2 separate regions of the Homo sapiens genome follow, and region 1 is linked to region 2. Evidence: chromatin contacts called from ENCODE POLR2A ChIA-PET data. All regions are on one chromosome and are shown on one strand. Each heading gives the region's core, a stretch centred on a gene start or an enhancer-like site at or near the end of the contact. The rest is flanking DNA. Distances are from core to core; before and after follow the strand shown.

What was found. ChIA-PET counts read pairs that join two places held with the same protein, here RNA polymerase II (POLR2A).
Region 1: POLR2A ChIA-PET joins it to region 2 with 13 read pairs in activated CD4-positive, alpha-beta T cell. The contact joins the enhancer-like site here to the promoter of LINC01816 in region 2. POLR2A ChIA-PET finds 5 or more read pairs at or near these places in 4 of 52 experiments (A549, H1, OCI-LY7 and 1 more).

What each region holds. Positions count from the first base shown.
Region 1 is chr2:69,690,700-69,695,867 of GRCh38, reverse strand. It overlaps a transcript of ANXA4 not described here. Among named protein-coding and RNA genes, the nearest start is that of ANXA4, 49 kb to the left of the region's middle. Within about 2 kb of position 2,252, at least 7 of the 41 ENCODE cell types and tissues checked have a DNase peak (open chromatin) inside an H3K27ac peak, as active enhancers do.
Region 2 is chr2:70,122,477-70,128,110 of GRCh38, reverse strand. LINC01816 (long intergenic non-protein coding RNA 1816) reads left to right here and starts at 2,795. Exons shown (of 2, transcript NR_024444.1): 1 at 2,795-3,065; 2 at 3,686-4,075. RefSeq lists a silencer at 2,880-3,174 and enhancers at 3,501-4,306, 4,307-5,112.

The sequences.
Region 1 (5,168 bases), core at 1,003-3,502, 430 kb after region 2:
CGTAATGCTATTGCACACTTCATAGACTGCAGTATAGTATAAACATAACCTTTCTATGCACTGGGAACCAAAAAATCTGTGTGACTCACTTATTCCAAATATTTGCTTTATTGCAGTGGTTGGGATTGAAACCCACATAAACTCTGAGGTATGCCTGTATCTCAGAGGTAAGATTGCTGTTTGGTTGGAGATTAATCTTACAGGGTAAGGTAACTCATGCTTTCAGTCCACTGTTGGAAAGGCTTCTCCCAAGGGGATGCCAGCTCTCCCCAGCGTGGTTTCTCCTCCACTTCGTTGCTTCCATTCAATCACTGTCAAGAAGAGCATGCGGGTGTTGTTTTATTTCACACTCATGGGCTGCTGTTCTATGCTGCTTATTACAACACTTTCCACAACTTCTTTTTTCTCCCTCATCTCCAAAAATAGCAAATGACATTGCATGCCCAGATTTTCCACCTGAGTTTGTTTTTCATTTTTGAGGGAAATCAGCACGGGTGCTGAGTGCTGCCTCAGCACCAAATGAATACTGGTATGAACCCCAGGACAAAGTCAAAGGTTATACTCGTCTGCAATGCAGCTGCAAATCTGCCTTGATTCTCAGCGTGAGGAGAATGGATGCTGTTTATGGTGTGAGTACTATATATGGAAATAGCTTGAATGTGCCTGGATTTCTGCATTAAATATGTTCCTGGAATTTAATGTGTACTTTTTTTTTTTCTTTTTTGAGACAGAGTCTTGCTCTGTCACCCAAGCTGGAGTGCAGTGGCGCAATCATGGCTTTCTGCAACCTCGACCTCCTGGGCTCAAGTGATACTCCCACCTCTCAGCCTCCTGAGTAGCTGGGGCTGCAGGCATGCACCACCATGCCGGCTAATTTTTGTACTTTTTGTAGAGACGAGGTTTCGCCATGTTGCCTAGGCTGGTTAAATTTATCTTATAACAGCCTGGGCATGGTGGCTTACGCCTGTAATCCCAGCACTTTGGGAGGCCAAGGCAGGTGGATCACTTGAACCCAGCAGTTTGAGACCAGCCTGGGCAACATAGCAAGACCCCCTCTCTGAAAATATTTAAAATTTAACAATAAATAAATAAATTTATCTTACAACAAAGTTTACCCAGAATGACTGGTGTCTTAGTCCATCTGAGCTGCCATAGACTGGGTATTTTATAAACCATAGAAATGTATTGTTATGATGCTGGAAACCATCATTCTCAGCAAACTATCGCAAGGACAAAAAACCAAACACCACATGTTCTCACTCATAGGTGGGAATTGAACAATGAGAACACATGGACACAGGAAGGGGAACATCACACACCGGGGACTGTTGTGGGGTGGGGGGAGGGGGGAGGGGGGAGGGATAGCATTAGGAGATATACCTAATGCTAAATGACGAGTTAATGGGTTCAGCACACCAACATGGCACAGGTATACATATGTAACAAACCTGCACGATGTGCACATGTACCCTAAAACTTAAAGTATAATTAAAAAAAAAAAAGAAATGTATTGTTTACTGTTCTGGATCAAAGTCAAGGCACCAACGGATGTGGTATCTGGTGAGGGCTTACTTTCTGCTTCACAGGATATCTTCCTGCTGCGTTCTCACATTGTGGAAGGGGCAAACAAGCGCCCTTGGTTCTCTCTCACAGGGCAGTAATCCCATTCACCCCATTCACTTTAGGACCTCATCACTTCCTAAGGCACCACTTCTTAATACTACTGCATTGGGGATTAAATATGAATGTTGCAGGGGTTGAGGGGAGACACAAACATTCAGACCATAGCAACTGGTAAACAGTGTTTCCATGATAATCAGATACGTTGGAATAGGGAGACCAACTTTTTATATAAACCATGCGTAACCTGGTTTCTCCAGGCCACAGTAGCCAGGAGATTCAAGTGGGCTTTAGGACCACTGAGAACTCTCTGGCAGCTTCATGGGTGTGCAACCTGTACAGTTGTCCAGAGGTCTGCATTCAGAAGGGCCTGGTGCTTGGTTTAATGCTCAGCTGTCACAATCATGAAATTCTTAACTCTAAACAAGGGGCCTGTGTTGTCATTTTGCATTGGGCCCTGCAAATATTGTTCCCCATAGCTACTGCCCCTTGTTAAACCTAACCCCAAATATGTCCAGGAACCCCCTGGGAGTGGGTGTCACAGATGTTGATGAAACCACTCAGTAACCTACTTTGTGCCTGCTTCATTTCCTTCCTCTCCTGTCCCCACAGACACTGTGGCCCTGACATGTGGCAGTCCTTGGGGACCTGCAGGCAGGGTGCCATGTCCTCTGGAATCCCCAGAGGCCTGAAGACATGCTGCATGTTCCTGCAGAAGTGCTCCTGGCTCTCCTTGTGAAACACCTTATCTCTTGACCCCAAAGCCCATCTGCTTGAGCCCCAAATGTCTCACTGAGCTTAGCATGGAAACATGCTCCTCAGTTGTCTGCTTATGGCCCCTGTCCCTCTCTTAGACCCTAGACAGTGACCTGCTACCTCCCGTGTCTTCCTGGTTAGCTGCTCCTTCTCCGGCCTTCCCTTCTCCCCTTCCATCCACTTTCCTCCCCAGGGAGCTTACAGTTTCCCTTTGAAGTCCTCACTAAACACAGATGAGGACTCTTCAAAGAACTGCACCGACCAACTCTATGTTCTTCCGAACTGCATTGCAGGCAGCTATTAATAGGAGCAACAAAAAAGGGGAGGTTCACTAGGCAAATAAATTTGGGAAACAGTGCATATTAGATGCTCTTCTTGGAGATTTAACTAGTCACTATCAAGCATGTTGAAAGTTCAGGGAAGAATCTATTTAACCTAATATAACCCAGTGTTTCCTAAATTGGGCATTATATTGGGCATTGAACACTCTGACCATCCCTCCCCCACCTCACACACACACATTAGCAGTATGCAGATTGCATTCTTGGGTGATACACACTTAGAGTACAATAAAATAAATTGATATAAACCAATTCTGAACATAATTCAATATTGCTTTGAGGATTCATGAGATGCTGGCATTTATCTTTTGATCTCTGGACAAATGGAAATTAAGCATACTCCAAATGATATTTAAAATACACTAAAGACATTTAGCCTTACCTAGCGCTAGGCACATTGTAAATACTCAGTATATACTTGTGGAATTACTGAATTTATGGAAATCCTTTGGGCCTCAGTTTCATCTACTTAGAGGAACTGGATTAGTTGGTCTCTGACATCACTTAATAAACATCAAGTGTCTTTTAAGTTAGTCACTGAGGTATGAAGACTGGGCTCCTCTCCCAAAAGAACTGACAGCCTAGTAGAAAACAGGCAATATGCAAACAATTATAATACAACATAATATTGTTACAGGAAATATATATACTGTTATGGAACTATAGAGGAGGTAATAGCATTGAGTCTTAAAAAATAAGTAGGCGTTCATTAGGATGAAATGATACAGGGAAAGGGAATTCCAAACCAAGTGCACAGCACAAACAAATAAATGAAGACCTAAAGCATTGAATCTTTCATGGACACTTCTAGGCCTAAATCCCTTGACTTTATAAATGTCATGGTAAATTGCATAATGCATATCATCATGCCCAAATTCATATTTTATAATGCCATATGTTAGATCTCCTTACTGTGGTTTCACCTGAGGCAATCTTCTGAAATTTTCTTTAAAAAAATGAAGAGTTGTCTGGGCGCGGTGGCTCACGCCTGTAATCCCAGCACTTTGGGAGGCCGAGGTGGGTGGATCACCTGAGGTCAGGAGTTCAAGACCAGCCTGGACAACATGGTGAAACCCTGTCTCTACAAAAATACAAAAATTAGCCAGGTATGATGGCAAGTGCCTGTAATCCCAGCTACTTGGGAGGCTGAGGCGGGAGAATCGTTTGAACCCGGGAGGCGGAGGTTGTAGTGAGCCAAGATCACGCCACTGCACTCCAGCCTGGGTGACAGAGTGAGACTCAGTCTCAAAACAAACAAACACACAAAAAACAAAAAACCTGAAGTTACTGAATAGTAACCAATCCCCCTTCCCTTCAAGACAGATGCCAGGAAACCCAGCTATAATGGCTAGGCAGCTCTAGTCCTGCCAGCTGCTTCTACGCTGCTAACTTCTGTCCTGCTAATGTGAGGTCTGGGCTGCTCAGAAGGCTCACTCCAGCCCTCCTGTCCCAGGCCTTTTCTAATTGTGTTCCACAGCTCTCTGGGTTTCAATGGGTTCTGTGGCTAGTTTCTAAAGAAATAAGCTATAGGCATGCATATGTGCATGCGTCTGTGTGTGTGTGTGTGTGTGTGTGTGCATGTGTGTGTGTGTGTGAAATCACTGACGGTTCTCATATTTTTAACTCTGAGCCTATCATTTTGATGCAGTTCATTCCTGTCTTCTGTCTCCAAAGTAAACTCCCATCTTTATACTGTGGTAGGTGCATCCGTTTTTCAGTGTAAAGACTGTACCAGGGGCTAGGAGCAGTGGCTCATCCCTGTAATCCCAGCACTTTGGGAGGTCAAGGCGGGTGGATTACTTGAGGTCAGGAGTTCGAGGCCAACATGGTGAAACCCCGTCTCTACTAAAAATACAAAAATTAGCTGGGCATGGAAGTGGGCGCCTGTAATCTCAGTTACTTGAGAGGCTGAGGCAGGAGAATCACTTGAACCTGGGAGGCAGAGGTTGCAGTGAGCCGAGATAGCACCACTGCACTCCAGCCTGGATGACAAAGAGAGGCTCCGTTTAAAAAAAGAAAAAAAAAAAAAGACTGTACCAGAAAGAGAAAGGTACAAGTGGCGGTTCTCCCAGGCAGAGTATTTGCAAACTTGATATTTCTGCTACCCACATAAGGAATATTAAAAGGAAAGAAAGACTGTTGCCACAGCCTTCATCTCTAGAATTCATTTATACATATGATTTACCATTATTGTTATTTCTTGGTTATTTCAGGATGTTTCTTCCCAATAAGATCCCAGGATAAATTCTGATTATTAGTTGCTTTGTTTTACAAACAGTACTAAGGCACTGAAACATGGTGCTTAATAGAGCAACCGGTGATGCCCTGGCATATGTGGAGTTTGAGATCAAGGCCTCTTGTTACTCAGGAGAGATGGCATGTGATGGGTAAAGGTTTTGCAGAAATTACCTTTAAATGAACTCCTCAGCATGCATTGTCACCTAAAAAGGA
Region 2 (5,634 bases), core at 1,546-4,045:
CTAGTTCCTCCTTGAAGCAAGAACTCAGCTTGTTTCTCTGGATAGTCTGTGGTCAGATATAACAATGGAAACTTCAGGAAATCTTTATTTAAAAAGAGAAGGTATCTCCCCACACCTTCTTCAATATTAGGTGCCACCAAATTCTGGCTGTTGATCTGTTACTCAACAACAACAAAAAATGTCTTTTGTTTATTTTTATGTCTGATTCCAAGGAGAGTTGAACTTATTTAAAGTGGGTCTTTAAAAAAAATCACTTCAGATGTTTGTTTCTTTTGAATTTTCCATTGGTATTCATTTTCTTATTTATTTGCAAGCACTTCCTACATAGCAAGAATAACAACATTTTGTTTTCATGTGTGTTGCAAATAGGTTTTCCCAGTTTGCCTATTGTTTTTTAACCTTGCCCGTTTGGAATAGCTTCAAGCCACATCATCTGATGGGAATGGAGGTCACCCTAACAGTGATACTGCAATGTCACTAATTCAATAACCACCAAATTTACTGCTAATAATCGCCAACATTTACTGAACATGCACCATATGCTTCATGTGCCATTAATCCACAAAATTACCCTATAAAGTAGGTACTATTTTTAGTTTCATTTTGTAGATGAAGAAACAGAAATAGGAGAGGCTAAGTAATGTGCCTAGTTACCCAGCCTAGTAAGGGATGGAATGTGGGGCTTGAACCCAGCCCTGACTCCTAAGTCCAGTTTCCAACCCTGCACTGTCCAATACAGTGACCGCAGGTAGCTATAGAGCACTTCACATGTAGCCAGCCTGATTTCAGAGACCAAGTGTAAAAAAAAGAATGTCAGATATCTCATTATTAAAAAATTTTTTTTTCAACAGGGTCTTGCTTTGTCACCCAGGCTGGAGTGCACTAGTGTGAACACAGCTCACTGCAGCCTCAACTTCCTGGGCTCAAACGATCCTCCCACCTCAGCCTTCTGAGTAGCTGGAATCACAGGTGTGTGCCACCATGCCCAGCCTCTCATTATTAATTTAAAAATTGGCCAGGTGTGATGGCTTACGCCTGTAATCTCAGCACTTTGGGAGGCTGAGGCAGGCAGATCACCTGAGGTCAAGAGTTTTGAGACCATCCTGACCAACAAGGTGAAACTCTGTCTCTACTAAAAATACAAAAATTAGCCGGGCATGATGGCATGCCTGTAATCCCAGCCACCCGGAAGGCTGAGGCAGGAGAATCGCTTGAACCCAGGAGGCTGCAGTGAGCCAAGATCGCACCACTGCACACCAGCCTGGGCAACAGAGCAAGACTCCATCTCAAAAAAAAAAAAAAAAGTGCCTACTGAAAAATTGTTAACATGATTCTGTTTACATTTCTGTTGACAGCATCTTCTATCCACTTTCCTACATAATCATCCTTCACTTGGGTGAAGACAGTCTGTGTGATCACCTGAGTCTTCTCTTCTCTAGTTATATCAAAAGGCTTGCGCCTTTTAAATCTGTTGATAAACTGAAACCTCCTTGCTTCCTGGTTTTCTTACATGAATTGAGATCATCCCAGGACCTCACTGTCTTGAACAAGCTCAGTTCTCTCCACTCTTCCTCACAGATGATTTCTCATAGGACCAAATTTTGTCATCCTTGTTGTCCACATCTCAATATTCTCCAGGTTATGGCTATCTCTATCCCTCTTGCCCTCCAAAATGAGACCACAGGCGGGGCACAGTGGCTCATGCTTGTAATCCCAACACTTTGGGAAGCCAAGGCAGGCAGATTCCTTGAGCCCAGAAGTTGGACACCAGCCTGGGCAATGAAGTGAAACCCCTTCTCTACCAAAAAAAAAAAAGAAAGAAAGAAAAGAAAATAAATTTTTAAAAAAGGGGAGACAATCCTCCAGAGAACCGTTGCAGATGTCCCAGAAAGGTGATGCTCCCAAGTGCACAGGGACAGAAAGTAGAATGGTGGTTGCCAGGAGCTGGGTAGAGGGGAATGAGGGAGTTGTTTCACGGGTACAGAGTTTCAGTTTAGGATGATGGAAGAGTTCTAGAGATGGATGATGGTGGTGAGTGCACAACCACGTGACTATTTAGTGCCACTAAACTGTACACTTAAAAATTGATTAAAATAAGCTTTATGTTGTGTACATATTACCACAAATACAATAAAAGAAATGAAGTTCTCATACGTGCTGCAGCAGGGATGAACCTTGAAAAGATTATGCTAAGTGGCCGGGCATGGTGGCTCACACGCCTGTAATTACAGCACTTTGGGAGGCTGTGGCAGGAGGATCGTTTGAGCTAAGGAGCTGGAGACCAGCGTGGGCAACATGGCGAAACCTGGTCTCTACCAAAAATACAAAAATTAGCTAGGCAGTGGTGGCAGCGCACCTGTAGTCCCAGCTATTTGGGAGGCTGAGGTGGGAGGATCACTTGAAACCCGGAGGTGGAGGTTGCAGTGAGCTGAGCGCCACTGTGCCCCAGCCTGGGCGACAGAACGAGACCGTGTCTCAAAGAAAAAAAAATAAAAAATAAAAAACCTTGTACTAAGCAAAATAAGCCGACACAGAAGGACGAATATTATATGATTCCACTTATACGAAATACCTAGAATAGGTAAATTCATTAGACAATTAGCCAAAGTGTATCAGAGGAGGTTGGGGGGATGCTGAGGGGAGGGGAAAAGAAAAAAGAAAATCAAGGGGTGGGAAGCAAATGGCTGCGGGGTAGAAGGGGAGTGGGCTGCCGCTTGGGTGTGTGGGCGTCAGGGGGAGACGGGACAGGCGATTTAGGCCCTGCGCGCAGGCGCCCCTGCGCTCCCGCCGTACGCAGCTGTCTTTGTCTGGGGCGGCGGCAGCGTGGCAGGAGCGAGGGGCGCCCCGACCCGTCCCCTCTGCCCTCCACTACCCCTGCCGGCTCCAGCCCGTCCGTGTCTCACCGTCTTTATTTAACAAAGAACGGAGAGACTATAAATGACCCTGAGCAGAGTGGCTGCGAGCAGGGCCCCTGGGGCGTCCCACGGGCGTCATCCTAGCCGCGTGAGCGCCGAGCTTGGGCACCGGGGGGGTTGGCGTGCTTGTACACTTGCTCCGTTTTCTCTGTAAGTACTAAGGATTCCCCTGCCGCCCTCTTCCTCATTTTCCACCATCCCAATTTACACAAGCATTAGTATTTTTTTTTTTTTTTTTGAGACGGCGTCTCGCTCTGTCACCCAGGCTGGAGTGCAGTGGCGCGATCTCGGCTCACTGCAAGCTCCGCCTCCCGGGTTCACGCCATTCTCCTGCCTTAGCCTCCCGTGTAGCTGGGACTACAGGCGCCCGTCACTACGCCCGGCTAACTTTTTGTATTTTTAGTAGAGACGGGGTTTCACCGTGGTCTCGATCTCCTGACCTCGTGATCCGTCCGCCTCGGCCTCCCAAAGTGCTGGGATTACAGGCGTCAGCCACGCGCCCGGCCACAAGCATTAGTATTTACTTCCGTAATTTCCCCATGCCCATGTAACATCACACACACACACACACACACACACACACACGTTTGCTTTTGTTTTCCAAGATGGCATCTAGTAGGCGCTTCTCTTTGTTTTGCTTTTCTAGTACACCGTGGAACCCCAAATCCCAGCTGGGATTCACTCTTTTCTAATGGCTGAACATTCATCCGGGGCATGAAGGCAGCTCAGTTCATTTCATCATTCCTTTGTTTCCTCTGTTTTGCCACCAGAAACTGCCGCGATGAATGTCAGTCCCCAGAGCCGGAACCGTTCCCGGTTTTCTCTACTTGGATCTGAGAACTCTGTCCCTCCAGCCCTGCGAGCGCTTTGCCAGGGTGACGGGCGGAAATGTCCCCGCATCCGTGCCTGCTTTCCCAGATGGGACCCTCCAGCAGTCCCCTCCACTGCCCGTGCTTCCTCCTAACCACTTCCCCCCAGCGACCGCGGAAGGCGCTTCCTCCCCCGCAGCGCGAGCCCCAAGCTCCTCCAGAGCCCCAGCTCTCCCCGCCCCCTTCCCGACCTTGTTTCATATGACCCCTCCCCCGCACATACTCAATTTCGTCTTCCCAAGGCGCCCACTCTCCACATCCTGATGAAAAAAAGAGCCGGCTGCTGTCCTATGTTATTGTCATACTTCTTTCCTCCCGTGCACTACACAACTTGAACAACTTTTTTTTTTCTTTTTTTGAGAAAAGGTCTCGAACTGTCGCCCAGGCTGGAGTACAGTGGCACGATGATGGCTCACTGCAGCCTCGCCCTCTCTGGGCACAGGTGATCCTCCTGCCTCAGCTTCCCAAGAAGCTGGTACTACAGGCGCGTGCCACCACTATTGGCTAATTTTAATTTTTTTTTAACCACAGGGTCTCGCTATGTTGCCCAGGCTGGTCTCGAACCCCTAGGCTCAAGGGATCCTCTCACCTCAGCCTCCCAAAGCGTGAGATTACAGGCGTGAGCCACCGCGCCCCGCGGTAAATACTATTCCAAGGAAATGGCACCTGAGTTTGAGGAGATTAATCGGGTTTACTGCAGGGAAGGAGCATTGGCCCTGGTGGCCAGAGGCAAGGGTACGAACCTGACCCTGCCCTTTCCCTGCCTGGTTCTGCCTTCAGCAAATTGTTCCACACATCTCTGGTTTCCTCCCCACATGATCCCAAGGCCCTGCTGGCTCTAGCCTTTGTGAGGCTAGAATTACAATTCCATTCCTCCCCAGCCACGCCCCATCTCTTGCTCCCTGTGCTAGCGCTTTCCCCAATCAGCCACACTTTCCTTTCCCATTCACTGAGCCTGTGGAAAGCCCTCTTATTCTGAATATCTAGATCCTATTCACCTTTGAAGACCCGACTTGGCCACGTTTCTTCCCAAAGCCTACTGCATGCCCTTTGTGGGAGGAACTGCTCTGTCCTTGCAACGCCACTGTGTGTAGTACTTTCTCTGTATCTTACCAGTGGCATCGCCCACTCTGCCTGGGGTGCTGTTCCATACTTGCCCTTCTTCCAGTGCCATCTATGTGTGTGGTAAGACCTCAGCATAGCACTTTGCCCACGGTAAAGGATATGGTTTCGGGAGTCCCAAGACCCGGGTCCACGTCCCAGCTCTGACACTAAATGTGTTATCTTGAACATGTCACATGGCCTTTCTGAGCTTAATTTCCCCAAATGTAAAATGGAAATAGTAACTTATTTCATAGTGTTGCTGTGTTGATTAGATGAGACATTATATAAGAAAATGCTTTGTGAACTGTAAAGCTATTTACACACATAAATAATAGTAAAGATAGATATTATTCAGATGCTGGCAAGAGGGATATTCTTTGCAAAACAGAATTAAAAAAAAAAAAGAAAAGAAGGCATGGTGGCTCATCTCTATAAACCCAACACTTAGCACTTAGGGAGGTCGAGGCGAGAGGATCACTTGAGCCCAGGAGTTCAAAACCAGCCTGGGCAACATAGCAAGACTCCCGTCTCTACAAAAATAAAATTAGCCTGGCATGGTGGCATGCGCCATTAATCCTAGCTATTTGGGAGCCTGAGCCCAGGAATTTGAGGTTACAGTGAATTATGATCATCCCACTGCACTGCAGCCTGAGTTGCAGAGCATCTCTTGAAAAAAAAAACAAAAATGTGGGAAAACTGTGGAAAATGAAAAAGACTTCTTGGTTGCCATCTCCAAATTTGGGGAC